2 separate regions of the Homo sapiens genome follow, and region 2 is linked to region 1. The links are chromatin loops, found by intact Hi-C in ENCODE. Cell type or tissue: Caco-2. All regions are shown on one strand. Links, peaks and the distances in the headings refer to the core of each region. The heading gives the core; the rest is flanking DNA.

The links. Hi-C counts contacts between places; a loop is a spot of excess contacts. Peaks named below come from ENCODE experiments on the same cell type or tissue, not always from the same donor. Only the 100,000 strongest peaks of a DNase experiment are listed, where the experiment ranks them.
Region 2: a loop joins it to region 1, with 4 times the contacts of the local background. A loop is called at or near these places in 2 of 110 quality-filtered maps.

Annotation. Positions count from the first base shown.
Region 1 is chr11:106,079,186-106,095,535 of GRCh38, reverse strand. It overlaps AASDHPPT (aminoadipate-semialdehyde dehydrogenase-phosphopantetheinyl transferase), which reads right to left. Exons shown (of 6, transcript NM_015423.3): 2 at 15,844-16,069; 3 at 4,858-4,979; 4 at 4,059-4,220; 5 at 882-953. Among named protein-coding and RNA genes, the nearest start is that of AASDHPPT, 9.7 kb to the right of the region's middle. RefSeq lists an enhancer at 3,541-3,800. In Caco-2, for the core only: a CTCF peak has its summit at 7,501; a DNase peak (open chromatin) is centred at 7,505.
Region 2 is chr11:106,709,301-106,725,650 of GRCh38, reverse strand. All of the region lies in intron 6 of GUCY1A2 (guanylate cyclase 1 soluble subunit alpha 2), which reads left to right. Among named protein-coding and RNA genes, the nearest start is that of GUCY1A2, 300 kb to the left of the region's middle. In Caco-2, for the core only: CTCF peaks have their summits at 3,875 and 4,077 (motif pointing left); no DNase peak of the experiment used is centred there.

The DNA of each region.
Region 1 (16,350 bases), core at 2,754-10,753:
TCTAAGAGTCTTTGACCCTAAGTTCTTCCCCCACTTGCTTACCAGGTAATAGGATAAGAAAGTATAAAAACATTGTGGCTGAATAATTGAAACTGATGTTATGCCACAATATGACACAAGGTCTCTTACATGTTTGACACTGTAACTTTGGGAATAATTCAGGATATTACTTTAAAAGGAGGAGTGGATTCAATTTGCAAGGTAATTCCATTACTCATCAACCTTCAACGTGGTACTCTTACATTCAACACAACCCCAATTCACCAAGAAATAAACTACTGTTAAGATGACTAAGATAATCTTGAATGTCTATTGGAAATATGAGTAGCATGATAGTACTACCATATTTTTTTTTGTTGTAATACTTAAGCGTATACGAATGTGAAGAAGCGGGTAACATTTCTTTTTTTTGAGACGGAGTTTCGCTTGTTTCCCAGGCTGGAGTGCAATGGTGCGATCTTGGTGCACTGCAACCTCCACCTCCCAGGTTCAAGCGATTCTCCTGTCTCAGACCTCCTGAGTAGCTGGGATTACAGGCGCCCGCCACCACACCTGGCTAATTTTGTATTTTTAGTAGAGATGGGGTTTCTCCATGTTGGTCAGGCTGGTCTGGAACTCCTGACCTCAGGTGATCCGCCTGCCTCAGCCTCCCAAGGTGCTGGGATTACAGGTGTGAGCCACCATGCCCAGCTGCTTTTTAAAAATGTTTCTACAAAATCCCTAGTGATCTTAATATTTGCTAATAAAGAGTACTACTATATCTATAATCTTAAAAAAATCTCTCTAAACTGATATAAGGCAAATGACTATTTCCATCAATAAAGAGCAAACTTAACATTGATTCATGCTATTTAGAAAAAAGAGAAATCCTAAAATCTTACATCCTGATGTCTAGATCCATCGGGTTTCCTAAGAGCAACTGCAACAAAATGGTGCTCATCTATTTTGCTTTCCTGAAAGATAAAAGGTAAATAAATATAGATTATAAAATATGTAAACCTAGATGTAACTTTGTTTACATTTTCTAAATCTCATTCTCTCTCTCTCTATATATATATACATATACGTACACTCACACGCGTGCATATATATATTTCCCCACCTCCGCTAAACTACTTTAGAAGTTACATATGTGCTGGCCCTTTACTCTTAAATACTTCAACATGTATTTCCTAGTAGGCACATTCTCTTACATAACCACAGCAGTTAATAACGTCAGTAAGTTTAACATTGAAACAATACTTTATTAGCTGTATTCCAAATTCTGTGAATTAATCCAATAGCATCCTTTGTGGCATATCCCTCCTCCAGAACAGGAGCCCAGTAATGGGCAAGTAGGGACAAGTATTGCATTCAGTTGTCATGTCTTGTTAGCCTTTCTTTTGTTTTTTATGACATTAACGTTTTAAAGTACAAATTCCCTAAATCTGCTTTTTATTAATAAAATATTGCTCATTTGGGGTTTGTTTGATATTTAATGAGTGGATTAGGTTATGCATTCTCAACCAGAATACTACACAGGTGATGTGCCCTATCTAGAGGTACTTGACAGCTATCTGTCCTTCACTGGTGATGTTAGTATGTATAATAAAGTACAAGGTTAAAAAAAAAAAATCAAGTTGCAACATTGGTATGTAAGCATTTAGTAAACTACATACTATCACGTATGAAAAATCATGGTGGAAATTTATAGGTAAAACATAACCAATATGCAATTTTCTACTTTCCTCTACATATGAGACAAAGGGGAAGGGGACTTTAAAATGTAATATATATTGAAGCAGTTACCAGAAAAAATTGTAAACACTTAAAAGCTGAACAAACTTTTCACTGAAAAACCACTTTACTAAAGCATTCTTCCATAAAACGTCAGAAGAAACTACAATTAGAAATAGTACTTAGGGAGCTTTTTCATTTTTTATCTTCTTCTTCCTATCTTCATACCTTCAGGTACCCAAGTCAGCATAAAGTGAAATTCAGTAAGGATAAATTTAAGATATGTTTAAAGAGGAAAAATATAAGACTAAGTATCAGAAGATTTACTATGTCAAAGTTATCGCAAAGTAAGTCTGCTATGTAGCCCTGTTCTGTTTTCTCTTTAAACAAACAAGAAAAAAGTAACTGGAATGTACAAATTTAAAAATATCTAAAATAATTTTTCAGAAATTTAGCATATAAGATATAGTTCTTATATGTATTGAATATTTCAATAAATAAGAATCATGCTTAATGTATAATGAGAGGTGTATGTACACTAACAATTGATAGTTGGACACTAAAGAATGTTAACTAATGGATATACTGTTTTGAAACTTTCATTTTTTAAATTTTTTGTAGAGGCAGTGTCTTGGCCTCCCAAAGTGTTGGGATAACAAGCATGAACCACCACATCTAGTCCTTAGCAGTTATTGACCCAGCTCTCTTCTTCAAAATGCTTTCTGTCCTTGGATACCAACACTACTCTCTTATACCATTTTGGTCATTCTTTATCAGTCCCCTCCACAAATTCACCTTTGAATATTAGTATAGATGCTCCACGACTCACGATGATGTTATATCCCAATAAACTCACTGTAAGAAAATATGGTTACATGGAAAATGCACTTAATACACCTAACCTACCAAACATCATAGCATAGCATAGCCTACCTTAAATGTGCTCAGAATACTTATATCAGCCTACAGTGGGCGAAATCATCTAACACAAAGCCTCATTTATAATAAAATGCTGAATAGCTCATGTAATTTATTGAATATTGTATTGAAAATGAAAAAAGGAATGGTTGCGTGGGTTCTGCAAATATGAATTCTACTGAATGCATTATCACTTTCATACTGTCATAAAGTCAAAAAAAGTTAAACCATCATAAACTGGGGACCATATATATTCTCAGGGCTCTATTCTAGGCCTTACTTCTAACTTCTTGTGGTTTCAATTTCCACTTCTCTCTTCATAGATTCAATATATAGCTGTTCCTTAGGTAATCTCACAGTTTCAACTTCAAATCCATGGTTTCAACTACCATTGACATAATGGTTATACTTATAACCATTATGATTATAATTTTTTTCCTCTAGCCCAGCCCTCCATTCCATTCACCTATCTGACATCTTCACTTAGATGTTTGGTATCTCAAACTTAACATCTCATTTATTTTCTAGTATTCAGTATCTCAACAGATGATCTTGTAAGTCAGAGAACTGCTCTATAGCCCGTTTGCTGGACACAAGCAGGACCAATCACAGTATAATGACTGGTCTGGAGATAAACAACTAGCCCAAGCTAGGCCAGGGCATCCCTTCTCTAGGATTTTTGGGCTTGGAACAGAAAGTGAGTTTACCAGTTTGTTTAGGTTTTTAAACTGTAAATTGTTTATAAACTGTTACATGCAACAGTATGTTACATGCAAGAGCCATGTTTTCTGTCATGCAGACCAGAGAGGCTGAGAAAGCTGGTGTACAGAATGAGAAACATGGGTGGGAGAAAACTGAAGCCAAAATGTAGAGAAAGGCAAAACTAGGAGACAAAAAGAGCTCTAAATATTTCATCCCCTAATTCTAGCTAATACTGGGGACAGTTACTGAATCACTCTAGTAACCTATAATACTGTTTTGGGGGGTTTTTTGGCTGTGTGTGTTGGCTTCTCTCACTAGCAACCAGGAACTGCCAGTGACAGAAACAAAATACAGTAAGAAACCAAAATATTTAACTTGATCAATACCTTGTAGGATCTACCAGCCTGATCTGGAATCTCTCTTAAATACCCTCATTATGGCCCAGCCAAAGTGGCTGCGTTTGGCTGTTCATACATGCAAAGCTCCTTGTCAGAGCCTCTTTTCCTTTCCCGTACTGAACTCACAATGACTCATCTTTCAACTTCTTTCAAGTATTAGTATAAATGTTACATGCTCTCATAGTAGCCCTGATTTCACTTTCAGAGCAGCAGGACTGGATTCAGTTGCGTCCAAATTCAGTGACTAGCTTACCCAAATTAATCACACATACATGCATAAAAAATAGAAATTCTTAGTTTTAACAATTCTAACAAATTTCTTACCTCAAATGCCCATTCTTTTTCTTCCTCTCCATCCAGGAATAAACGTGTTTCTTTATAAACTTGGCCTATATCCAAGTTTAATGGAGATAGATCAAATTCAAGCCGCTGCAATTCAAATCCTAGTCCAACACCAATGGCTTTTATGAAGCTTTCCTTAAGTGCCTAAGATACAGAAAGACATTTTCTCTTAGAATTTGGTGGACAAAAATTTTTCATAGAATCTACAGGTCCAAAAGATAGGGAGTTTCAATGCTATACTACATTATGGCTATATAGCTATAACCTTTTTAAAAAAAAACCCTTACAGCATGAAAACAAACCATCCATATGATCTTAGGGCAAATCATTTAAGCTCTCCGTGCCTGTATCCCCTCGTATGTAACCTGCGATGATGATAACAATACCTTCCTCATAGGGATGTTATGTACATTAAATTAACTAACTTAGAGCTTGAAGTAATGTCTTCTGGCATGTAGTATATATTATCAGTGTTTGTTATATAGGACCTCATGTGTATTAGTTCCTTTATGACAGAAAATATTATTTATCAATGGTAATGATTTGTTTTAGCTTTAAGTAAGTACTTTCTAACTGAGCATTACATATAGGTTAAATTTTCTTAAAATGAAATGTCATTATAATGTAATACCATATGCATAAAAACCATAAAATTCTCAAGCAATCACCCATTTACTTCAAGCACTGTTTGGACACTACTGGGTAACCAAGGACTCTGATTTTAAGTGAAGATAATGGAATCATTATAGACTTTTGCTTTCAAAATTAGAAAGAATTATACCCAATTCCTATAAAACATATCCAGCTGAGTCCACTCATCCTTAAAGCTTCTGATTGTTTCCCATTCTTTGTTGGTAAACTTTCTTTTCATAATATGAAAGAATTCTGGAATTGAACCACGACCTGCCAATTAAGAAATAAAAAATTAAATAGCAGTTCTATTAAAAAATAAAAAGTTGCTCTATTACTAAAACTGTTCAAGACAGCACCCCCCAAAGATCTAAAGGGCAACCATACTTTTGAATACATTTAAAATAATCCTAAACAAAATCTCGGCAAGTCAAAGCAAGTTGAAAATTAAAAGAGTAAACACACTATGACAAGCAGTGGTTAGCCCAGAAATATAAGAGTAGTTTAACAGGAATTGGTGATATTCTGTAAATTATTAAGTAAGCAGGAAAACCATATGGTTGTATCAATATATGTCCCAAAAAGTTTTGATAAAATTTAGCAGCCAAAGCTGTTATAAATTTTAAATAACAGGAAATTTCTTATATAAAAGGATACTTATCAGAAGCCCAATTAAAATACTCCTAAAGTAGAGCCATATTATTCTAAAGTTTTATTTTGTTATGTAACAGAGAAAAAAAGGGAATAATTCTTTTATTACAATTTTTGGAAAATTAGCAGAAAGCTGAAAACTGTTCTTTTATTCTACATTATTGCCACGGCTAAAAAATTAATACCTTCTTCAAAATGTTTTCCAACTTGTTTTCTAATATGACTTATTCAAATAAAAAGATTTTCATTACTCTTTCGTGGTTGCAGTTGCAAAATAAGCTCATTTTTAAAAACTTGAAATATATCTTTAGTGCCACTATTTCATAGATAACAAAATATTACATAGCATTCTAAAAATAAATGACAAAAGATACAACTCAAAGGATCTGATTCCCAGAACCAAGGGGTAAGATACATGTTAAAATTCATGGTAGGCCTCTGGTACTGAATTTTCCAAAACATTAAAATTATGTGTTTGTGTGTCTTTACCACCAAGCACAAACTTTCTACCATCATTCATTTTATATAAATATGCATAATATGTATAAATATTTACACAAATACATATTCAACTAATATTAAAAGTAAATTGATCACTGTTCTTGCCTTTTATACTTACAGCCTAATGGGCCTATCAGAGAGCCTGTTCCAAGGTAAGTGAACCACAAACATTTACTAAGTGTATACATGAATGTTAACTATTATATGGTAAATTATTTCCTAAATATTCTTCTGCCCTGTATCCTTAGTTCATTATTACATTATTTTCCAGAAAACCTTTTGAAGGTAATCCCTTTGTGGATTCTGTTAATATGGGCTTACTCCAATTCCCACTTCTAAAATAACCAACTCCAAAATTTGACATTCTCAAATGATTAACACAATTCTTATGATAGCTGATACCACACACTCTATGGGCATTTCTTATGTAAATAAATATGTGGAGAAAAAAGATGTTGAAGATGTTGAACATCCCCTTAATACTTCACTGGCATTTAATCACTAATTCTCTCTATGAGAATTCAACAATTAGAATTCCATTATGATCACTCACTAAAAGCATACAAGTGCTAGGTACCACGAACCGCATGATGAGCAAAACAGACATGGTCCTTATCTTCACAGAGAGTTTACAGTTTCTCCTGCAGTAACCAAATACCTTTCCCACAATCATCTCAAGGGTAGAGTATATTAAAAATCGGTTCTGTCATGAAATAGTTATGATTCTCCCAGTACTCCCGCTTCAAGAGTCAAAATAGTCTCCTCTTAGTTCATCAGGAAGTATTTCTGCCGATCCTGTTGCTGATATGTGGTACTATGGATCAAAATAAGAATCCTCATTCATTTTTAGGCACCGAAATATTAAATTGTGATCTTAAGAGTTCAATGGCAAGAAATTCTTACCCCTTTTGGGGCCATGGATCCCTTTGTTGTCTGGTGTTTACTCCTCAACACCTTCCTGAGACTAACATTAATAGAAGCCCCTCAATAAAAACTTTTTTGTTCAATGCATCAATAGTACATACTGGCTTGATAAGTAACATCTTAAAGAACACTTCAAAGAAAGTAAAGACAGAAAGCTTCTGAAGTAACAAAAGTAAATCTGGAAATTTTAAACATTGGGAACACTATATCTACAAAAATCAAAAACTGTTTCTTGTTGAATGGATTTTGGCACAAACAGCATATGTAACAATAATGGGAGGAATAAACTATTTTTGGTTTGGAAGCCTGCATTATATATTTTGAGTGAAACTGTAGTTTTAACAGATTAATGTCCAAAAAATCTGCATTTAAAAAGATACGCATTTTGTCATCTATAGTGTCATTCTGCTTGCTGCTTTCTTCAAATTTTATTTTTATAACCTCCAAGAAGCCTTCTGATTTTTAACTAAATAAGATGGGGCAATCAAGGAAAAAAATTTAAATAAGCATGCTATTAAAAAACTGATTAACATAAAAGGCAATCAATCTGGCACAATCACTAGAAAGCAATCACATAACTCATTATGTACAGCCAAAAAATATCCGATACGAGTGCGTTTTCATATACTTTAGAGCATCTTATTTAGTCCACAAAATAAAAAATTTGACAGCAATAGGAAAAGGTGATTTCGTAAATATTCGGCCAAAGCACAGCAGCGCCACACTGTGGCATTATGGTGGATATACAGTGGGCAAATATTGTGTTAAGTATTAAGTGCAGTTTACCTAGGAAACTGGAATAAAGAAAAATCGGTAGGAAGAACAGTGAATTTGTCCCTTAAACTATTTGAAGACAGCACAATTACTGCACATACGTTGGCAAGTTCTAATAATACCATTACATACACAGAGAATCATCAGTCAAATTTAGAAAAACCTGATCTTCCATCTTATAGCTTGATCATTAGGGAGAGCAGTGTTAGATATTGTATTCTGGAATGATTAACTAATCAAGACCACCCAGCAACTAATGTTTTATTTTAAACACAGTAGTAACATACAACAAAATCATTTAGATCCAATGCCTTGAGCAACTATTTCAGGCCTACGGAAAAAAATCCAGAACCTCAGGGCCTACGACATTAATCCCTCTCCAAAACAAGGTCACCAATATGTATACACAAATATATACATATAACTACCTCAGCCTTTAGGAAAATGGGCTGGTCATTTTTGAGGGAAGTGGAAGGGAGTTAAGCAATGCCCATCTACGTGCTTGCTTCAAAGTACCAAAATTTAGCCTTAGATAATAAATCATATTAGAAATTGTAATAGTTTCACTTTCTAAGTACTAAACTGTATATAATAGAATTATATATAATTTTGCTTCTATGAGAAGTGACAGTCTTCTAAGATATGAGTTAGTATGTACACCGTAATGCTTATCAGCTCATTTGTCCAGGAACTTATCCAGACAAAAACCTAGAATAACACAAAAATATCTGAGCTGCCAATATAGGTTTCACAAACTACATGCACAAAGCTTCTTGCATGTTACTATCAAAGGATGTATTTAAGCCCTCAATTTGTGGAGTACAGCAGAAAAAGCACTAGATTGAAATAACGTCAACCTAGGTTTGAAACTCACCATTTAGGCAGTCCTAAACTTCAGTTGCTCTTACATTGTTTACCAACACATATAGGTATTAACACACAGAGGCAAGAAACAGGCTGATAGAGCTAGAACTACTGGGCTGCGAATGTTATCCTTTCAGGAAGAACTCCAGAGAATGAAGAAGAGGACCAAGAGGACAGAGCATGAAGCCTTTTATTTTCAGGCTTTGAAACCTAATGAATTTACTCTGCTGGGTTTGGAACATGTTTGAGAACAATGACCCCTTTTTACTTCGAACTTCTTTTTGGAATGGGAATGTCTATCCTATGCCTCTCCTACCACTGATTTTTAGAAGACTTGTTTTCTGCTTTCACAAGTCCACAGATGAGAGGAATTTTGCCCCAAGAAGGATCATACTCCAGTTTCACACATAGCTGATTTAGATGATTGAGATGAGATCTGCCACTTTTTGGGTTGATGATATTAACACTTACATGAGATTTAGAGTTAATGCTGGAATGGGCTGAGAATTGCTAATGCTGGGATGGGGTGAATTTACTTTGTATGTTAGATGGATATAAATTTTGCAGGGGGCCAGAGAATGGACTCTACTGGGTTGAAGGGTGTCTCCTGAAATTCATGTCCACCCAGAACCTTAGAATGTGACCTTATTTGGAAATAGAGTCTTTATAGATGTAATCAAGTTAAGATCAGGTCATACCTAATTAAAGTGAGCCCTGAATCCAATGCCTGGTTTCCTTACAAGGAGAGACAGACACACAGAGAGGAGACAGAAAAGGTCATTTGAAGGTGAAGGCAAAAATTGGAGTGATGCAACTGCAAGCCAAGGACTGCTAGGAATGAGCAGAAACTAGGAAGAAGCAAGGAAGGATTCTTTCTTAGAACCTTCAGAGAGACCATGGCCCTGCTGACACCTTAACTTCCAGCCTTCCAGAACTTACAGAAGAGCTTTCGGTCACTTTAAGACACCATGTTTGAGGTACTTTGTTAAGCAGCCTGAAGAAACTAATATACACATGGATACAATTTAAATTATACATAAGCACACACATTCGCGTACCCTTCGGAGTTTTAATTCTATGTCCCTGCAGTCAAATGTTCAAATGCTGGTCCATCACTTCTTAGCTAGAGATTGAGGATCCCTAATCTGAAAACCTGAAATCCAAAATGCTATAAAACTCAAAGCTTTTTGAGCATCAAAATTATACTCAAAGGAAAAACTCAGTGGAGCACTGTGGATTTCCCACTAGGGATACTCAACCTGTGGGTTATTTATTTAACATTTACTTAACATCTCTATGGCTGTTTCTCAAACTGTAAAATTGGGACAAAGAATTGGGCAGATTAAGAATAAACATGTAAAATGCCTGGAACTATCAAGTACTTAATAAATATTAGCTCTGAGGTTGTTGTCAAAGTCATGGTTAAATGTGTATCTTCTTTTGTCAACTGTTTTTATAAAGTCCTTCCTATATTCATCAAGTAAGGCTTAAGTGGTTTTCCCATCGATATTTAGAGGGGCATTTCATATCTTAACAACATTAACCTTTGTCTGTCAAATTTGCCACCAATATATTCTCTGGTTTGTGAAAGATGATTTAATATGAAATCATATCTGTTGACTTAGTGGTTTATTATTTTAAGCTTCAAAAGCCATCTTTCAGAAGTTTGCTCAAATATACAATTACATTGTGTTCTAGTAAGTGTTAATAAAACTGGCCAGGCGCAGTGGCTCACGCCTGTAATCCCAGCACTTTGGGAGGCCGAGGCGGGTAGATCACGAGGTCAGGAGATCAAGACCACCCTGGCTAACACAGTGAAACCCCATCTCTACTAAAAATACAAAAAATTAGCCGGGCGTCGTGGCAAGTGCCTGTAGTCCCAGCTACTCTGGAGGCTGAGGCAGGAGAATGGTGTGAACCCAGGAGGCGGAGCTTGCAGTAAGCCAAGATCACGCCACTGCACTCCAGCCTGGGCAACAGAGCAAGACTGTCTCAAAAAAAAACAAACAAACCAAAAGTGTTAATAAAACTTTAATTTTGTTATAGTGTGAGGCAATGACTTTCTGATAATATCACTCATAAAAAATGGTAAATGGGCTACAATTTTTCTTTTTGTTAGTTCTGTAAATTACATCCAATACAGAATTTCCCAAACATTAATATGTCTATCAGCTGGGAATATTGTTTAAATATGGAAACCCGGCCAGGTGTGATGGCTCACGCCTGTAATCCCAGCACTTTGGGAGGCCAAGGCGGGCAGTTCACCTGAGGTCAGAAGTTCGAGACCAGCCTGGCCAACGTGGTGAAACTCCGTCTCTACTAAAAATACCAGGTGGCGGGTGCCTGGAATCCCAGCTACACTGGAGGCTGAGGCAAAAGAATTGCTTGAACCCAGGAGGCAGAGCTTGCAGTGAGCCAAGCACCAATGTACTCCAGCCTGGGCGACAGAGCCAGACTCTGTCTCAAAAAAAAAAAAGATTCTGCTATATATATTTTTCTATGATGTGATATTGGCTGGGCACAGTGGCTCACACCTCACGCCTGTAATCCTAGCACTTGGGAGGCTGAGGCAGGCAGATCACTTGAGCCCAGGAGTTCAATACTAGCCTAGGCAACATGGAGAAACCCTGTCTCTATTATAATATTAAATATATATATATTCTAAGTCCCTTCAGGTTCATATAGACCTAACTAATTCTTTTATTACAGCTAATAATTATCTGCAGAATGCATCCACCATTAATTTATTTAACCAATTTCTATTAGCAGCATTCAGGTTTTGTTGTTATTCATAAATATTTTGGATAGAGTACTATAAACAAGATCGCTAAATCAAAGACTATGTGTATTTTCAATTTTAACATTATTTTCCAAAAAGCCTGTAGCAATTTCTAGTGTTTCCATCTATATGATTGTTCTTTTCCGACATTTTCACAAGCTCTAAGTGTTTTTTTTCCAATTTTCTGCAAATCTGATGGGCACCTCACTGTTACTTTAATTTGCATTACTCTAATCATTAAGGTAATAGCTTACTGACTGCTTGAATTTGTTCTTCTGTAACGTGCCTATTAATATTTTCTAATCACTTCATAGAAGCTCTTTATATATTATGGATATTGACACCTTACCAAATTTGTTATAAGAATTTTCCTTATTCTATTATTTATCTTTTGTATTTGGTTATATTTTTGGAATATAATTTTTTTAAATTTAAATATCCATTCTTTGATAAATTCTGAACTCTGTCTCGTTTGAAAAGAATTCATAAAAAGATTTACTGCAACTCGACATCATAGTCAACTATATTTTGTCCTAAAATTTTAAACTTTTTTATTTTTAAATTTCTAATTCCTCCAAATTGGTGTATATAGTATGTGTTACATCCACATGACTAACCAATTCTACCAGCACCATTTAATAAATAATCTTTTATCCACTGAATTGAAATATGTATATATCCTGGGCTCTAAGATTAACTCTTCCAGTTGTCTATTCTTTCGCTAGTACCATACTCTTTTTAGTTTACAATGACTAACACAAGTTTTTGAAACTGGTAAGGCAAGACCCTTACTATATTTTTCATATTCCTAGTCATTAGTTCTTCCATAACAACTTTAAATGTATGTAACCCAGTTTCACAGAATTTTTCATATTTTGGTATCTGCAAATTCTTTTAATAGGAATCAATAAAATCTCATACTGAGAGGCCATATACTGTAGAGAGCAGTGGTTAAATATATGAAGTTTTACTTTTTAGCTAAGTCAACTTGGACAAATGTCTTAACCTTTTATATAAAATAACAGTAGTACTTACGCACTAGTCTTACAAAGATGAAATAATACCTATTAGGCATCTAATATAGTGTCACACACTTGTAGGAATTGCTCAATAAATACTAGTTACACAATCAAATCCTACTGACAAAGGAAAAAGACCGACCTGTAACTGGGAAGGAGGAAAACTCCTTGAGGGTGGAGACTTGGTTTTCCAGTAAGGAATTCAGAGTACAAAGTGATGTGTGAGTTTCTAAAACTACTTACAGGTTTTAAATCCCAAGTGCATTTAAAAAAAAAAGTCCAGCAAAGTTTATTTTAAAAATGTAAAGACGAACATGTAAAACCATAGGGGGAAAATTCTGGTCCTTTCCCAAATTTCAATCATAATTTTTATGTATTTTGTCTATTTTATTTTGCCTTACTTTGTAAATATGGTCACAAAACTAAACAATTCAAAAGTTACCCTTTATGCTTATCACTTCAAACACTTTTAATGGTAGAAAAAATTAGAAAACAAAGGGAAAACCAACCAAAATTTTCCAAAAGAGGGTAATAAATTAAGATGAAGACCAGGAAAACACCATTCTTCCTAAGAGTAAGAATGTACCGTCCTGGCATATGGTAGGCTATATACTAGGTATGTTCTCTCCTGCACGTCCACAGCAACAGTTGGGAGAACAGGTAGAGGGAGGGAAATGAGCTGCACTCAGCAGAAATGGTTAATGCACCATGAAAGAAAAAGACTCTCTGAGTTCCTAGTGGATTCTTACCTATAGGACAAGACAGAGTAATGGAATTGACTCTTTCAATGCACTAATGATAACCCCCAAAAGCCAACTCTGTCTTTAGAGTTGGCAATCTAGTAACAATGCCTAGTACAAAACAGAGTACTTTCCTTGCTGCTCTCCTAAGTTTTGCCTAGCATCATTTAGCAAGACTCTTAGGAAAAATCCCTTGCTCAATCTCCTCACTTACTACAATAAGTAGAGCAATTCAAAGAATCTCCAATGAAGCAAATCAGTGTCTACTTCCCATCTTCATTAAGAAATCATGCTGTGTCCATTGATGCTTCAGGAATCAGTAGCATGGTAACAACACTAGTGACAATTGGAAAATCTCTCTTCCTTTCTGTGTTACTGGACATAGCAACAGCTTTTTCACAACAAAATAAAGAAAAGGAAAAGGCCTAGACATTGTGATTAGTCAAGTAAGATCAACTAAAAAAAACTGGTGGGGGGAGGTCTAATAACACAATTAACAGGAAAACTAAATCTTAAATTTTTGCTCAATTGTCTTTCCATCATTTATTTTTCTTTTTTATTATTATTATTATTATACTTTAAGTTCTAGGGTACATGTGCACAATGTGCAGGTTAGTTACATATGTATACATGTGCCATGCTGGTGTGCTGCACCCATTAACTCATCATTTAGCATTAGGTGTATCTCCTAATGCTATCCCTCCCCCCTTCCCCCACCCACAACAGTCCCCAGAGTGTGATGTTCCCCTTCCTGTGTCCATGTGTTCTCATTGTTCAATTCCCATCTATGAGTGAGAACACCATCATTTATTAAAAGCTTCAGTTATTAATTACTTGTTTATCTAGCATTGACCATAGCCAACACTGCCCATCAAGTTAACTGGTAACAAAATCTGTTTCTCAGAAGTATCATTTCCAAGCAGATACCAACCCACTGGGCCAATTATTACCAGGTAGTTGTGCTGACTGCATTCTAAAAAACAATGGCCTTTCCATTTCTGATTTTAGAAAAAGTTCCTGTAATGACAGCAGAAAGCTACAAGAATATATGGGCTAATTCCCATGCTAAGAATCCTCTATAGCAGCAATTTTTTTAGAGTAAGCCACCTATGTCCCTGTTGAATACCAGATCCTTTCCCAAGAAAAATGCACATGTGCATATCATACAAAATGTAGCATACAGTTTCAGGAGGTAAACAAAATTCCTGGAATCTTATCCAGGGAATCAGATCAACAATCTGTTATAAGGTTTCCAAAATCACTAGTAGGGCCTTGTTCTGAACAAACCTGAGAATAGAGTTGTACTGGAAAGGTTTATTAGCAGGTAAGAGAAAGAGTAGCTAGTAGGAAAATGCAAGGTAAGGACAATAAAAGCAAAAGGGAGAAGAGATTCACAACCACACTGAAGCCTATACTCTAACAGCACAGTGTTTATTCATTCATTTGACAAATATTTTACTATTACATGCTAGGCAAGGTACTAAGAGATGTGATAGTGATCAAACTCTGATGTGGCTAACATGGTTCTTGCTCTCACACAGCTTTTAAGTATCAGGAAAAGATAATCAATCATCCTGATGAATAATCAACTGAGATACATTACTGGAATAAGGAAAATATATTTTATGAGAACCTACAACAAAAGAACCTAGCTTAGATTGAAGGCTCACAAAGCTTCCCTAAAGTAAGGTTAAGGTGAAATCTAACAAGTAAATAGGAGTTCTCTATGCAGAAATGGGAGTGAGAGATAAAATTAATACAAGCCTTACAGACTGAGAGAGCCACATATTCAAACCACATATGGTGCAGGCAGTATGGAGATTAGATAGTTTTACTATGAAATTAGGAAGATGTGGGTTCTTTTATTAATAGCTTTCTTCTTAGCCTGTTACTTATTTTCTTTAAAAATAGCAGTATATGCATCATAGGGTAGTTGAGAGAATTAAATCACAGAATATGTCTAAAGCACTATGTAAAATGCCATGACACGTGGTTAAGTGTTCATTAAATGTTAGTGATGATGACAAATATACAGCAGTTAAGAGAACCTGTATTTAGTATGTATTAAATTGCCTGGGTACATTCAACTTCACCACAAATGTTAGTGGTCCTTAAAGCCACCACTAACAAATTTCTAAGGCAATATATAAGCAACTTAAATATTTTAATAATGCTTGCTCCTCATTTTTACTTACATAAATGGGCTAAAAAGAGATGTATTTAGATGCAGAACAAAGAGTCGCCCGTTGGTATCCACTGGGGACTGGTTCCAGGACCCTCCTCAGATACCAAAATCTGCGCATGCGGCCCTATGGAACCTGCATATATGAAGTCAGCCCTCCACATCCTCAGGTTTCATATCCTGCAAATACTGAATCTTGATACACGTTTGATTGTGGATGCAGAATCTATGGGGACAGAGGGCCAACTACTGAAAAAAATTCACATGAGTAGACCCATGCAGTTCAAACTTGTGTTGTTCATGTGTCAACTGTATACGTTATCTCTACATAAGGACTACAATGTACTTTACTATTCAGATTCTTTTTTAAAAAACAAACAATTAACTGAAAAATTGTGGTTAATGTTTAAGTGAAATAAATTGAAGTATAATTCAAAAAAAATTTCACTTAATATTTCACTTTACCTCTAGGCAAAGTTATGGATCCCCAGTAACGGATAATCTATTATTTATGTGTAAGTCTGTAAATATTCATGGAAATATACCCTTTTCAGATTTATGCTCTCCATTACCTTTGTGTACTAAGCACATTTTCCCTAAACTGAAATATCTCTAATACATCTCCTGGCCTGAGATTACTCAATAGCAATAGAACTGAGGCATCGAGACACTTAACTGCCATACTAGAAAAATGCAACGTTACCTGGAAAACTAGTCTTCATTATATCAATTCCAACTTGCAGCTCAGGTTCAGCAGCAAGCACTGCATAGTCTCCTTGATGAGAGATGTTAAAGTTGAAATTCGGGTAAGGATTCGATGAGTCCTTTGCAAGAACTGGTTTTCCTTTTGCAGTTCTTTGCAAACGAATATGATTCCAAGGGATATTCAATTTCTCTGCAACTAATTTCCTTATCATCAGACGACCAGCCTGTTAAGTACATAAAACATTTGGTATGTACTGATGTCTACTAAAGATACAAGCACACTGTATGCAATAGTACTTTTTTTTGGTTTCTAAAATTTTCATTTTTAAAACTTTTCAAAATACTTAAGTATTAAACACACGTTAATTAAGACTTAAGCAATGCTTAAGTAGATAAAAAGTTAAAGCCCGCCTTAGCAATTCCCTCTCCTTTGCTAGTGACCAAAGTTAACAGCTGGCATCCTGTCAGTCTTTTCTGTATTTAAATATATGTGCATTTACATGTT
Region 2 (16,350 bases), core at 3,159-11,158, 630 kb before region 1:
AAATATTACCATATACTATACATGATACTCTACCATGGCTTCATTTTTGTTTTGATAATAACTTTACGTGATTAAATTAACTTTTAAAAATATATTTTTAAATTGAACTATTTGGTATAATTCTGATAATTTTAGAATATGTATACTCTCCTAAATATACACCATGAAAATAAATATCACAGTTAGAATTTTAGCCAATAAGAATTTATGTCGCACTTTGGGAGGCCGAGGCGGGCGGATCACGAGGTCAGGAGATCGAGACCATCCCGGCTAAAACGGTGAAACCCCGTCTCTACTAAAAATACAAAAAATTAGCCGGGCGTAGTGGCGGGCGCCTGTAGTCCCAGCTACTTGGGAGGCTGAGGCAGGAGAATGGCGTGAACCCGGGAGGCGGAGCCTCCAGTGAGCCGAGATCCCGCCACTGCACTCCAGCCTGGGCGACAGAGCGAGACTCCGTCTCAAAAAAAAAAAAAAAAAAAAAAAAAAAAAAAAAAAAAAGAATTTATGTCAATAAGAAGATACATAGAAATATCATAAATATCTGAGTTGTTCTCTACCAAAATAAAGGATTTCTTAAATAATTCAGTCTGCAATCCTAATTATTTCTGCACAGTGTAATTAAATTTCTATTGTGAAAATTAATATTCTTAAAAAGTAATAACATCAATTGTTGCAGGCTTCTTTTTAATAAACATCTACATAAGGTGTCTGTATACTTGGAGATATGCTTATCTGAGTAGGAGAATAAGATTTGGTGGTAAAGCTAATCTAGTAAATGAAATCAAATGAGATAATAGATGCGAAGGGCTTGACACAGAGTGTTGCACACTCTAAGTGCTCAGTAAAATGCCAGAGATGATGAGGATAGTGATGCTCACATCTGTATTGTCAGGTTATCTCGTTATCCTCATTTTACACATAGAGATATGAAAGCTGCGAGAGTAACAATGACTCACTCATAAGGGCAGGCAGATAATATATTGCATAACCAGGAGTGAAACACTGATTTTTCAAATAGGCTTAAATCCAAGACTCTTAAACCATGCTTTGAGCAAGAACTTCTCAGGATTTGAAAAATAAAAAGCCTTGATAACCCAGTGTGGTTGGAATAAGCACTCAAGAGCAAGAGAGCCACAGCTTCCTCCTGTGTAAACAGGATAAAGGCACTTAAGGGCAGGTGACCAGAGAGAGTGAGATGGGGCCGGAGGGAAGGATAGGGTGATCAGATTCAGGGATTGGAGCCAATTTTTGTGGATCTAGCTACGTGACAATATGAAAAATGAACCCAGGTCAACAAAAGTTCCTTACTGGGTTATAGTACTCTTCTTCCTTTTAACTTGAGAAGTAGAAGGGTCTGACAAATTGAGTCTGATGAATAAACTCTTGTGTTGGCCAATTCTGCCTGCCATGTGCCCTTAGACTGCTTGCAGGGCTGAGGCCCACAGTAGCTGTCCTGGCCTTTTGCTGTGTTACTGGTTCCTGGTGTACATCTCTGAAAGGGCTCAGGCCACCCTTAGATAATTCCACAAGGCAGGTGCCATGGCTTGGATACACTCACTTGACCCAAGTTAGCTTGTTCTGTTTATTCATATGGTTGTTTTTAACTTGGTAGAAAAAGTAAACTGAACGGGAATGGAGGAATACCTTAAGCAAGTTTCTGTCAAATTATTATTTACTTAAATTCATTTTTTAAGAAACTCCCTTTACGAGGTGAAACAGTTGAAGAAAACAATACATTTCAAATATCTAATTCAAAAAGCATATTAATTTATGTTCAAAGATGTTTTAAGAAGTGGTTTAAATTCATATTTTTACTTTTTTTTTTTGAGATGGAGTTTCGCTCTTGTTGCCCAGGCTGGAAGTGCAGTAGCATGATCTTGACTCACTGCTTCCTCCGCCTCCTGGATTCAAGTGATTCTCCTGCCTCAGCCTCCAAAGTAGCTGGGACTACAGGCATGCGCCACCATGCCCAGCTAATTTTTGTACTTTTAATAGAGACAGGGCTTTGCCATGTTGGCCAGGCTGGTCTCGAACTCAGCCTCAGGTGATCTGTCCTCCTTGGCCTCCCAAAGTGATGGGATTACAGGCGTGAGCCACTGAGCCTGGCCATTTTTTACTTAAATATTGAGTCACTGCTGTGTACCAGGAAGGTTCTGGTGGGTGCTTGGAATATTACAGTGAGAAAAATGTTGTTATATCTTTGTTTTCCCAGAAGTCAGTACTAAGCAAAGGAGACAGGTAATGAAAACAAAACAAAACAGTCAAAATAAAGTGTAGGAAATGTTAGGAGAGAAGAATCGTGAATACAGTTCATACCAGGGATTCCTAAGTTCCTGATGAAAGGCTTCCCAAAGTAAGTGACTTCTAAGCTGTGGTCTGAAAAGTGAGAAACTATCCAGCTAGATGAAGGGTTGAGAAAACCAGAGGAAACAACTTATACGCAGACATGGAGCAGGGATGATGGCTAAGCTGGGCCTCTGTGGTGATGAGAATTTCTCAAGAGAAGTGTTGGGGCACAGTCAGAGGAAACAATCATAAAGGATCGGGGAGACAAACAGCTTGCTGTGTTTTAAGATATGCAGTTGACTTTGTATCATAATAAAATATATCAAAATAACTATTTTAATAGTCCTATAAAATTACACATATATAAACATATAAATAATAGTGATAAATTCATTTGCTATTGAAGATATTGCTTTGGTTAAAACTACATATTTCTTATTCTGAATTTCACATGTCTGGGGGAATGGGGTCAAAACAAAACAAACCAGTGCTAACCATTCTGGTTCTATATGCAAAGGGATTCCTTAAAATTGACATTGTGTGCAACACACACACACACACACACACACACACACACACAGAACTGGTCTTTGATGACTATTTTGTATAAGTTCTTCATTTAGCAGGTGCTCTTTCTGAAAAAGAAAATTTCCTATTTTTTTTTCTTTTGTTTGCTTGAATGGGATCGATGACTGGCTAATCGTAAATAAATACTACCAAGCCTTTTATTTCAAACTTCAGAGCTTTCTTCTCAAAGCCCAGGTTAAAAGAAGAGTCCCAGTTAAATCAAGTGACATATTCTAGTCCATAGATTTACTGGTTCATGGTTCTATTATTCTTTTATTTTGTACTAAGGGCACTATCAAAATAAATAAAAACATCACAGCTGTACTGAAACACTAAAAGAAAAATCTTGAATTTTCAGTAGTGATTTTAGACCCCACTACCAAGATTTTTTTTTCTTTTTGCAGCCATTAACTAGTTTTTTAAAAATAGCTAAATTTGGGAGGATCTCAACATACAATTTTAGAAAGTCTAGTCTGAGATTACTTTATCAGTTATTGGAATAATCTGACAAGCAGAAGTAGGACTAGGAATAAAGCATTGATTCAAGATTTCTTGTTTAAATGGTGCTTCTCATTCTTTGTTTGCAAATCTTGAGGAATACAAAGATGAATGAGCATCCAGTCCCTTTGGTGTCAAAAATATCATGCTGCAAGTATTTAGAAGAGGGAAAGAGGAACATTTGTGCCTGGCATAGCATTTCCTTTCATTTTCATTTATTCTTCTGCTTATTAATTCACTTATTCAGTCAATCAACAAACATTTAAAGATTGCCTACTCAATACAAAATCCACTAGTGGGTGTTGATGATGCAGCAATGATTTGGCACTGAAAAGAAACTTAAGGTAATGGTTCTCAAAATTTGAGAAATCTGTGAACTTCTTTGAAAAGGTGATAGGTACTATGGGTGCAACATAGGCATATCTGTGCTCATAACTTCAGTGGGGCTGAGGAGGATGCCTTGAAGCCCACCATTGGATTCCTTGGGACTTATGAATTTTGCTTAGCAATTTCTTAATTACAGTTTTGTTCATTGTTTGAATTTTGCCATCCAATCCAAAGCTTTTATCCTTATTATAAGGTTGATTTCGTTTTCATAATTAACCCCTAAAAGTAATATTGGGTCAAATCTTAAAGACACTTCTCCAGTTGAGAGACCTACTGCTGACGTTAAAGAACCAACCTGCTCAGTAAAATGAACATGAGCGCCATCTAATGCCCAAACAGAATAAATGTTGGTAACAACATTAATACACAGAAGATTAGAGTATGGGGTGTATGTACAAAGGAATTAACTTTGTTATCGGTTGGTTGACTCATTTCTAACACTTGTTAATTATTTTTTGATATTATCATTTTCAATTATTTTATTTCACATAACAGTCCCTTACTGTCTGAATTTGAAGATAAGAAACATTTTTAACAATAAGAAACATTTTGTTGGCCAGGCGCGGTGGCTCACTCCTGTAATCCCAGCACTTTGGGAGGCCGAGGCAGGCAGATCACCTGAGGCCGCGAGTTTGAGAGTAGCCTGGGAAACATGGCAAAACCCCGTCTCTACTAAAGATACAAAAATTAGCCGGGCATGGTGGCGCACGCCTGTAGTCCCAGCTACTCGGTAGATTGAGGCAGGAGAATTGCTTGAACCTGGGAGGTGGAGGCTGCGGTGAGCCAAGATGGCACCACTGCACTCCAGCCTGGGTGACAGAGACTCTGTCTCAAAAAAAAAAAAAAATTTGCAAATATGTCCTTTTTATTGGTGGAGAAGCATATGACTTACATTTTTAAATAAATTTTTGATTTTAGAATGTTTTTCGTTTTTCAGAATAATTTGCAAAGATAGTCCATAGAATACCCAAGTATCCCACACCCAGTTTCACCCAGAACTAATATGGTACAATTGTTACAATTAACAAACCAGTATCAATACATTATTATTAGCTAAAGTCTACAATTTATTCATATTTTCTTAATTTTCCCCTAATGTTCTTTTATGTTTCAAGGTCCCATCTAGGACACCACATTACATTTGGTAATCATACCTCCTTAGGCTTAGTTATGACAGTTTGATTTACATTTGATATTGTATGTCTTTGAATTTTATTTTAGCTTTCTGTTATTTTTCAAAATCTTAAAACAATTTAACTTTTCAGAAAACACTTTCCCTTGTTCTGTTCCCTTGATAACACTGCATGACTATTTAATCAGTTTTATAGGGGTTTGTATAAACATACATTATCATTATGCATCGTTCATCTCTAATAATGAAAAAAAAGGGTTAAGAAAGAGGATTATCAAAATGTTTAACTTGCCAAGATTGCCAATATAATATAATAAATAAATGATGGGTCAGATTCCAAAGCCTATGACACCTTCCAAAAAGCTAACACATCTTTTGGCATGCATAAGCTTAAAATGCCCTCCACCCCAGCACCATGCTGCTGCAAGGGCTTCTGGAATGACCAACGCCCAAGACAAAGTCGTTTGCCTTTGGAGTCCCATTGCCCCTCACAAGCACTTTTTATTTTATATAAAAAGTTTATATAAAATACTCTATAAATGAGCCTGGGTTGCCACCCAAACTGTTTTGTGTTTGCCACGAAAACAGATGTGCTGAGGTCTCAAGGAAACTTCTGTCTTACACTAACTGGAATGCATTAAGTCTGAGGAGGGTTCACAGTTCTGTCCTAGTTGCTAATATTTTAATTAAACATATATTTTTGTGGCCTTTAAAAGCCATCAGGAGATATAAAGGAATATTTTTTTGATAACTTCAGTGTCCTGGGAGCAAAATGGAATATTGTGTTTCCTAATTGAAGAAGTAGTATATATGTGTATATGGATGTGAAGGAATTTATAGAATGCTGGCGAAAATGATTTCCTGGGCAAACAGTAGAGGTATATAAATTACTTGGATCCTGCAGTATTGATTATTTGTGAATATATCTGTAAAACATTAAGTGATTTTTGTACACTCATAGATTTCAACCTTGGATGCATATTAGAAACCCTAGGGAGGGTTAAAAATCCCAATACCCAATCTTCATTCCAAACCAGCTAAATCTTACTCTCCAGTAATCAAATTCAAAACAGCAATTTTAAAGCTCCCCAGTTGATTCCAGTGTGTAGCCAAGAGTTCTACATTGTAACTCAGGGGTTTAATATTGTTCCTGTACTTTTATTCTGCAGCATAAACTTAGCTATGCTATTTATTCTTATTTTTAAAAGAAGGTATGGCTTACGAAAGATGATAAGCATTATTATGTTTAACAATCAAACTCATTATTAAAATTCCTTTTTTTCTTATACTTCTGTCAAATGCATTGTTTTTTCTCTGAGTAATTTAGATGAATGAATTAATAACTGATAAACACACATGTAATACTATGAGACTCCTTTCCTAAATCCTTTTATCTATTTTCAAAGGATTTTATTTCTACATATTTAAAGTTTTTTAAATCATTTTTTAATTTGTGCTTCTATGAAATTTTTTTCTTCCTAGAAATTTTATTCCGGATTATCTGTTAAGAGCTGCATTTTGACAGAAAATGATTTTCCTTATTAACTGAGTGAATTGATAAGTAAGTAGGAATATTTTCCAGTGGTAGTCTCAAGATAGAAACTTCTAAGAGCTTTGAAGTTTTAGCAATTAACAGACTTTATTAAAAATGAAGCCACTAACAAGGATATTAATACAAGGTAGATTTCAATCTGGGCAATTATACAATATAGACGTCTTTATTACTAACTAAAATATCACAGAATGATTTGATTAATGCTATAAATGTGATTAGTAGAATAAGTGTATCCTTAGTGCCATTGGTTAGATAGCCAAAGACTGGATGTCAGAGAAAGGTTTCCAATTCTTTTCTACATATGAGAATCAAAATCAAATTATAGAAAAAAGTCACAATTGTTTTCTTGAATTCCTTAAATATGTTTTTCATCCTTGAATTCTGCTATTACTCTTCATTATAGTGGTCAGTTTGTGTGTGCTTCAAGTATGTCACTATGTTGTTAAATATGTCAGCTGTCTACATTTCTAACACAAAATGATCTTTTTTTTCAACCGCTAAGTTATATGCTGGTTATTTCTAAGTACATGCATATTCAATCTAAGTATCTCAGTTGATTTAAATCAGTTTCTTACTTTGAAAAGATTTTTAAGACTTTTTTTGCACAGAGGTAAATTTCAGATTCAGCTTATAGGCCTTAATAATAACACTCCTACAGACTGAGTCAAATTTAAATATCTTATCAGGTATTAAATATATTTAAATAAAAACATACACATTAATGAGTGCCCTGTGAGAAAGTGGTGGTGAATTTGAGCCATATTGCTATATCCCCACAGCAATATCTGACATTTTATTCAGTGCCATCAGCTATATGATTCTAGACATGCCCTCCTAATCAGTGGTTTGTAGGGTTTTATCCTTCCTCATCAGAAAATGTAAACAAGATTACAAACCCACTTTCTTCCCCAACTGTAAAATATTAATTATTTAAAATTTTACCGTGTTTTATTTTATACAAGTGATAATAGCTCATATTATATGGTCTGAAATTACCAGTGATGAGAATAATTATTTGGTCAAATACTTTCTGTAAAGTTAAATTTATCTATGAATGGTGCTTCTGTAATGTTGACAGTAAATACAGTAAGATATTTTGCCCAAAGTGCTGTTTGTCTTAGTGTATTACTTGATGTGACATTCTGACACCATCAGACTGGAGGCTGAGTCCTCTGATAAAAAGAAAAATGCCACATAGCCACAGAAATTATTTCACCCTGTTTCCTTGCACATCTGGGAAATAAGCAAAAATTGTAAAAGCTGCTAGAGTGAGCTGATTGTTTTCTTCCTAAGAATCTTGAGCTTTCAAAATTTGAATTTAAAATAATGGACTTTCTTGTCAGAAAAATATTGATTATTAAGAAAAGAATGAGACAAAAATGTAAAAAGAAATTTTACTTACCTAATTTTATTAAAGGAGTATTTAATAAAACTTTATGATACATTTTAACTAATTCTGGTGAAAGGATTAAATATTTGTTTCACCCTTACCTCACAATGTGCACAATGATTTTAAGCTCCTTTCTGTTAAAGCAGTTAAAGACTTTTCCAAAGTCTAAAATCTTAATCACATAAATCTAAAAGCAACACTTAAATGCAAACATGAGTGAAGAGCTTACGGGCTTTTTCTACTAAAAGACTTTCTTCTTTTTCTATTATAGACCTATTTGAATTTGGACATTTTTCTTGCACAAATAAGACTGTTTCAATACAAATTTGAATGTATTAACTTGCTAGCTCATAATGTTACTCATGGTTTCAGTTTGACTTGCACATTCCAGAATAAATCTATTTACTTAATTATAAATGGGTGTGTGTCATTGTCCTTGACACCATGAGAAATATAATGGCTATCAGGAAGTGGGGGAAAGGAACTTAGATCTTTTCGAATGTCTACTATGGGCCTGTTGTTTCTCTCAGTTGATTCTGCTAACAGCCCACCTAAGAAAGTATTAATCATGCCAAGAAGGTATTATCATTATTATCTTATGAATGAAAACTTCACAGAGGTAGCTGAATGCCTAAAATTCACACAGCTAGAGTATCTTTTAAGAGTCCTTCTTTTGCAAGTGACAAAATAAATAAGCTGGCATAAACAATTAAAGGAATCCACTGACTCAAATAACAGAAGCCCAGAAGTAGGACTAGCTCTCTAAGAGGCTAGATATAGCTGCAAAATTGATATTACCATGAACTTGGCATCTCTGTTGTTCTCTTTGGTTTCCCTTCCCAGCATTGGCCTTATCCTCAGGCTCTACAAGCGGATCTGCTGCAGCCCCAGTCCCCCTCACTCTGACAACTATGGTGTCAAATTGGCTCTAGCCGTTCACTAGAACGCTGTACCGTGTTCACAAATGTATCCTGCACTAGCTGGGGGAAAAGAGGATCTCTCCTTATAGCTCTCTTATAATTCCTGAGATTTACTCTTATCTTTTTTTTTTTTTTTTTTTTTTTTTTGAGACGGAGTCTGGCTCTGTCGCCCAGGCTGGAGTGCAGTAGCGTGATCTCGGCTCACTACAAGCTCTGCCTCCCGGGTTCATGCCATTCTCCTGCCTCAGCCTCCTGAGTAGCTGGGACTACAGGTGTCCTCCACCACGCTCAGCTAATTTTTTTGCTAACCTCGGGGAACTGTCATACCCTTGCCAGTTTGGGTCTGTTCCTGGACCTGGGGGTGGCGTCAGTCCCACCAAACCTGCGGAGCTGAGAACGGGAGAAAGCGAATTGCCTAAAGAAAATCACAATGCTATTGGCTGGAAAATTTCTACCACCGTTAAGTAGTAGAGCCAGGATTGGATATAAAGTCTGCACTGTGTCCGTTATGCAACAGAACTAACAGGACATAACTTCCTCCTTCTGTTTACAACTGGCATCTAGTGGTCAGAGGCCAGGGACAGTAATCATCCTATAATGCACAATGCAGGCCACCCACGAAAAGGCATTATCCAACCCAGAATGTCAATAGTGCCAACACTGGGAAACCCTGTGCTATATGATCTGCTGTGGGGCATATTCCCTCAGCCTTACAAACTGCCTCCCTCCCCTCTTCTTTAAGCAGCAGCTACCTTGAGGGGCCTCCTTTCAGTTACAAAAATGTGCCAAAGCTCTTCAGGCTTTAGGATCTTTGAACATTATTTTCACTTTACCTGGATGTTCTCCTCCCACCCCTCTGACTACAGCTGCATCATTCTTTCCAAACCTAGCCAAAGGTGGGGAAGCATTGAGCTCAAAGAGTATTTTCTTGAGAAAGACTACTGATTCTCCAGAGTGGGTCAGCCCCACCCACCTGTCAGTAGTGCCCTGCCCTCTTTTATACTTTAACTTTGTAGCAATGATCATAATTTCAATTAGCTATTGTATCTTTTACAGCAAATGAAAACTCTAAAACAACAAATGAAGACTTATTTCTGTTTATACTCTGAGCACTTAGAACAGAGTCTGTGATTAAGATTGGATGTATTTTAGATGAGGCAATCAATAAGAGTAAAAGCTCACAGGCTTGAATGCAGCAAGCAGTTTAGGGAGTGTGCTGAGTAGAGCAGTCAGGAAATATTTAGTGTAGAAAAGCATGAACAGTAAGATGGAGAAGGGATGGAAGGTTTCTGGTGTTGGATTTAATAATTGTGTAACTAGTATTTTCTGAGTTTCAATTGGAATATGCTAACTCTTCTGTGTAGATGAAGTAGGTAAAACCAGATTAAATCTGATTTTGTTTATCTGATTAAGTCTGATGGGCCCAGAAGAAACAGCCTGAGGCATCACTTAAATTTGGGCATTTTTTATAATGCGCTGAACTCGGAGCCAAGTGAACTAAGATCTAGAGCTGAGCCTAACACTAATGTACTGTTTTCATTGTGCTCTTTTGAGCTTCAGTCTATTTGTAAAATGAGGGAGCTGGACTAAAGGATCTGTGCCGCCCTCCTAATCCAACACTCCTCCTTTACTAAGCTAAAAGAGAGTTTTGGCTTGCTGAGATGGAACTGTGCAAGCATTCTACTTTTAAAAATTGCAGGAGGAATTTTTTTTAATGCAGTTGTTTGTGAACCTGGTAATAAAGAAGCAGAATATTGTGAGAATAACTGAATCTTTTGATAATTGGGGACTTTAACGTGTCCCAGAGTTTTGCATTATTTTATACATTGAATATATAAAAGATTGGGTGATAGATAGCCTAACCTCACGATATATCCTTAAGTTTTTGTGTTTTTCAATAAATCCCTAGGACAAATATTTTTTTTCCATGAACACTCTCTTAAAATAAAGTCTACTATGCTTTGTCAAAGCTTTGATCAGATGAAAGCATTTATATTTCTGTTTATCCTCGTTTACCAAGATTAATAGGTTGCTAGAGGTCTGAGTACAGAGTTTCTCAGTCTTGGCACTGTTGATATTTGGGGCTGGAAAATTCTTTTCCAGGGCTGGGGAGCTGTTACAGGAATTTCTAACTCTAACAGATAGATGCCAGTAGCACCTCTCCCTCCCAGTTGTGAGAATCAAAAATGCTTCCAGACATTGCCAAATGTCCACTGAGGGGCTCAGATGACCTCAGGTGAGAACCATTGGTTTAGTGCAAAGTAATCTCCTTTAACTAGAGCATACTGGCCAGATGGATGCAAATATTACTGCTTGGTTAACCCATTTAAACAAAGTTAAATCTTGCCCAAATGAATGTAAAGCCCTCATTGATAGTTAAATGTATCTCACTGTTTGTCTTACTGCTAGATACTCTTGGCACATTCTGAATGAGGGAATCAGTGACTTCCTTATATAGGCAACAATTCCTGGGAAATCTCAATAAATTATCAGAAGAAATGCAAAAGAAAACAGTCTGCTGATTCAGCTTGTAAGTTTCCAGTGGTATCGCCTTACTTCCCAAACTAAATAATTCTCTGAGTCCTGTTCCATGATAGGATAGTGACTGTGGGTCAGTGCTGTTTATGTGGTTGTTGATACTCTTGTGCCTCTTTTAGATAGTTTTCTAAGAGACAAGACTTTTTTTTTTAATGACTGTTCCTCTCTATGACCCTCTGCCCCCTCAAGGATATCAGAGTTTTTGTCTTCAGCATTTTTCGGGTTATAATAAATTATAATTCTAAAAATTAGGCTGAAAAGAAAGCCTCAGGTCTTTTGAAAGGAGGCAGAAATAGAACTAGATAAGCCTTTCAAATAGTTGGTATGGAGTATGGAGTTTGTTTTTTTTTTTTAACAGAAAGAAAAGAAAAAAAGAGTGTAAAATGTGTCAGTGTAATACTCACTTCTGCTCTCCTCCTGCTTGAAAAGATCGCTGTAGTAATTAGAATCTCAAACGGACAGTCTTAGCATCTAAAGTTTGGGTGTACTTCTAGCAAACATGCATTGCACAAGATAACAATATAAATTGGCCTTCTGAAAGTAAACAAACCCAAAGAAATATACTAATGTTGGGCTGGGCGCGGTGGCTCACGCCTGTAATCCCAGCACTTTGGGAGGTCGAGGAGGGCAGATCACAAGGTCAGGAGATCGAGACCATCCTGGCTAACACGGTAAAACCCTGTCTGTACTAAAAATACAATAAATTAGCTAGGCGTGGTGGCGGGCGCCTGTAGTCCCAGCTACTCGGAAGGCTGAGGCAGGAGAATGGCGTGAACCCGGGAGACGGAGCTTGCAGTGAGCTGAGATCGCGCCACTGCACTCCAGCCTGGGCAACAGGACGAGACTCCGTCTCAAAAAAAAAAAAAAAAAAAAAAAAAAAAGAAACATACTAATATTGCAGTGTGCTTTGCTGATTTTAGAGAAAGGTGCTTTACACTTAGTTTGTTTAAGAGGAATACTGCTACTCAGCATGTTTTGCTTTCAGTCCAAATAGAGAATCCCTCATCAGAAACAGGCTTAAGTTTTTCAAATAGTTTACTTTTTTTAAAAAGTAGGTCTCACTTCTGCTTCCAGCCAATATGGAGTACAGTGACTAGATTTGCAGTCTCATCTTTAAAAAAACTTTTTAAAATCAGGACAAAACATACAAAAGAACAGTTTTCATGACAGTGGACATTAGACAATGGAAGATAGTGATTCCTGAGAGATAAGAAACAAATTAAATGAGCCCTATGATTGTCCTAGCTAAATGCCTTGAGAGGCATCCAGGCTGTGGCTCAGGGAGGGGCAAACCAGGAGATACCCAACAAACTTCTTGAGTTGAAGAGATGGAGCTGAGAGTCTTGGGAGACCAAGGAGGCTAAAGGTCATAGACAGAGTATCAGAGAAGTAAGAGTTGCAAAAAGACCCTCTGACATCTTCCAAGGATCCTCATTATGTATTCTGCAGGGTAGTGATTAGTGCACATATGTGAAGAAACTACTTGAGCCCTGGTGTGAGGGAGATACCCAAAAGATCATATGGAAAAGCACCTAGCACTTATACAGGACTTGGAAAACAATGCCTGTTTCCATCAGGCAGAATGGAAAACCTCATAAATCAAGGACACTGCAGAGAGTACTCAAGGTTCTTGCCTTAGTAAGGGAGGGTAATTAGCCCTTCATGAAACACTGTTCCAGTCTTGCCTAACAAATCTTAAAAGCAAGACTTGAAAGGAACAAATTTTTTCCAAGTCATTAAACTGCATCCCAGAACAAAGCTCAATAATATTTATGAGATTATAAAAATATCCAGCACTTAAGAAGTCAAATTTATGATATCTGGCATCCAATCCAAAATTACTAGACATAAAGAAAATCTGAGACATGGGACTCATAATGAAGAGAAAAATTAATCCAAATGGATAGGTACAGAGCTGAAACAGATCTTAGAATTAGCAGACAAGGGCATTAAAACGGTGATTTTTAACTGTATTCCATATTTTCAAAAGCTAAATTGATACCTGGAAGATTTTTAAAAATTCCAAATTGAACTTCTATAGAGGAAAATTACAATGTCTGAGATGAAAAATATGTTGAATGTGATTAATAACAAATTAGACATTGCAAAAGAAAATATTATAAATTTGAAGACATAGCAATAGAAATTATCCCAAATAAATGGAGAAAATTATTTTAAATGAATAGATCATCAGTGGACTTTGGAAGTAATTCAAGCTCCTAACATATGTGTAATTGGAATCTCTGAGAGGGAGAGGTAGACAGAAAAAAATATTCAAAGAAATAGAAAATTACCAAATTTGATAAAAACTATAAACCCACAGATCCAAGAGCTCAACAAACCCAAAACACAAGAAAAAAACATCAAGGTAAATCATAACTAAATTACCTAAAACTGATGATAAAAGAAAAACTTAAAAGCAACCAGAAGTAAAAGATATGTTATATATAGAAGAATTAAGATAAAGATGATAGCAGATTTGTTATCCAAAATGATGCAAGATGGGAGCCAGTGGAGCAGCATCTTTAAACTACTGGGGGTAAAAAACTCTTTAAACCTAGAATTCAATATGCAGTGAAAGTATCTTTCACATATGAAGACAAAATTAAGACTTTTAAACATAAAAAAGCAGCGGGAATTTATTATCAGTGGGCCTACAGTATAAGAAATATTTAAGAAGTCCTGTAGGAAGAAGAAAAATGATACCAGATACAAATGGATCTACACAAAGAAATGAAGGTCACTTTAAATGATAAATTTGCTATCTTTCCACATCCCATGAGTTGGAACATGAGGGTGCTCTGGATATGTGCCAAGACATGAAGAAGGACCAATGAAAAGGACCAGGTCCTTGAATTACTGAGGGGAATAGAGCAGCCTGGCAATCTGGATGACCCATCTAGGAACTATTATTGAAAGACAAATAAAAGTCTATGTTTTCAAAGTATCTATATTTTGCAGTTTTACTGATACTACCAATTGTTTCTTAATTAATACAATTATTTTTAAAGCTGTGAAGTTATGTCTGCTACATCAAGATCTTTAATTTACTTGGAATGTTTTTTCCACATAAAACAAAGTTGATCCAGAGCATTCTAATAAAAAAGACATCTTTTTCTCACTTATCTGAAATGCCAACTCTTTTATAAATCTAGCACCTACATATGCATGGCAGCCTTTCTGGGTTAAATGCTCCATTTGTCTATTTGTTTATATGATGCTATCCATGCACTAATTAGATATGTTTATGGTAGGGCAAATACTGTAACTTGTCATCTTTCTCAGATATATCTTGACTCTTTCTACCATACTGAATTTTCAAATAAATTTTAGAGTCAATTTTTTAAAAGTAGGTGAAAAGGTTATAAGGGGATGCAGCTAGGTCACATTAGTTTCAACCTATCTTTTTATGAGTTGATATATGCAGAAGTCTCCAGCCCCAATACAAGGGTTGTTCTCAGACTGACTTTTTTCCTTACAACCAGAGTGGCAAAGAGAGCCTGGTGGTGAAGGGGTGATATTTGGCTACTTGGTAGGCATCTAGGGGTCAGGTTTCCTCCCTCCAAGGAACACTCTACATTCCCCTAGAACTAAGGATATCATCTCCCACTTGTTATCCATTCGCTTCAGTTATTTGGTGTAGACTGTGTCAGTATAACCCCATTACTGTTATCGTGTTTAATTATATAACAACTGTACACTGAGAGCTTTTTCAAGGCATGGACCAGACAGACTAATCAGAGAGTAAATACACAGCACTTAATTTACTCTTCAGAATTTTTAATCAATGCCTATTGACTGTCTCAAGGGTTGAAGTCTCTATTTTAACTCCATTTTAAAATGGAGTTAAATGGGGAATTCAGCCAATTTATTCAACATTTATCACTAATGTTGAATACCTGCTTTGCTCTAGGTACTATACTAAATGTCGAATATTCAGCAGTAAAGAAATATATATACTATATACATGTATATAATATATAACTATATATTATATATATAACTATATTATATACATGTATATAATATATAACTATATATTATATATATAACTATATTATATACATGTATATAATATATAACTATATATTATATATATAACTATATTATATACATGTATATAATATATAACTATATATTATATATATAACTATATTATATACATGTATATAATATATAACTATATATTATATATATAACTATATTATATACATGTATATAATATATATAACTATATATTATATATATAACTATATTATATACATGTATATAATATATATAACTATATATTATATATAACTATATATTATATACATGTATATATTATATATAACTATATACTTTATACATGTATATAATATATATAACTATTATATATAACTATATATTATATACATGTATATAACTATATTATATATAACTATATGTTATATACATGTATATAATATATAACTATATGTTATATATAACTATTCTATACGTGTATATAATATATAACTATATATTCTATACGTGTATATAATATATAACTATATATTCTATACGTGTATATAATATATAACTATATATTCTATACGTGTATATAATATATAACTATATATTCTATACGTGTATATAACTATATATTCTATACGTGTATATAACTATATATTCTATACGTGTATATAACTATATATTCTATACGTGTATATAATATATAACTATATATTCTATACGTGTATATAACTATATATTCTATACGTGTATATAATATATACACGTATATAATATATAACTATATATTATATATAACTATATATTATATACACGTATATAACATATTTATATAATAATATAATATATTATATTATTATTATATTTATAGAATAATATATATTATTATATATATATAAATATATAATAATATATATTATTCTATAAATATAGAATATATATTATTATATATACTTATATATAATATATACATAGTATAATATATAATTTATATAATATATAATATATATAATTTATATATATTATATAAAATATATAAATTTATATATATTTATATAATATATATAAATATATATAAATATAA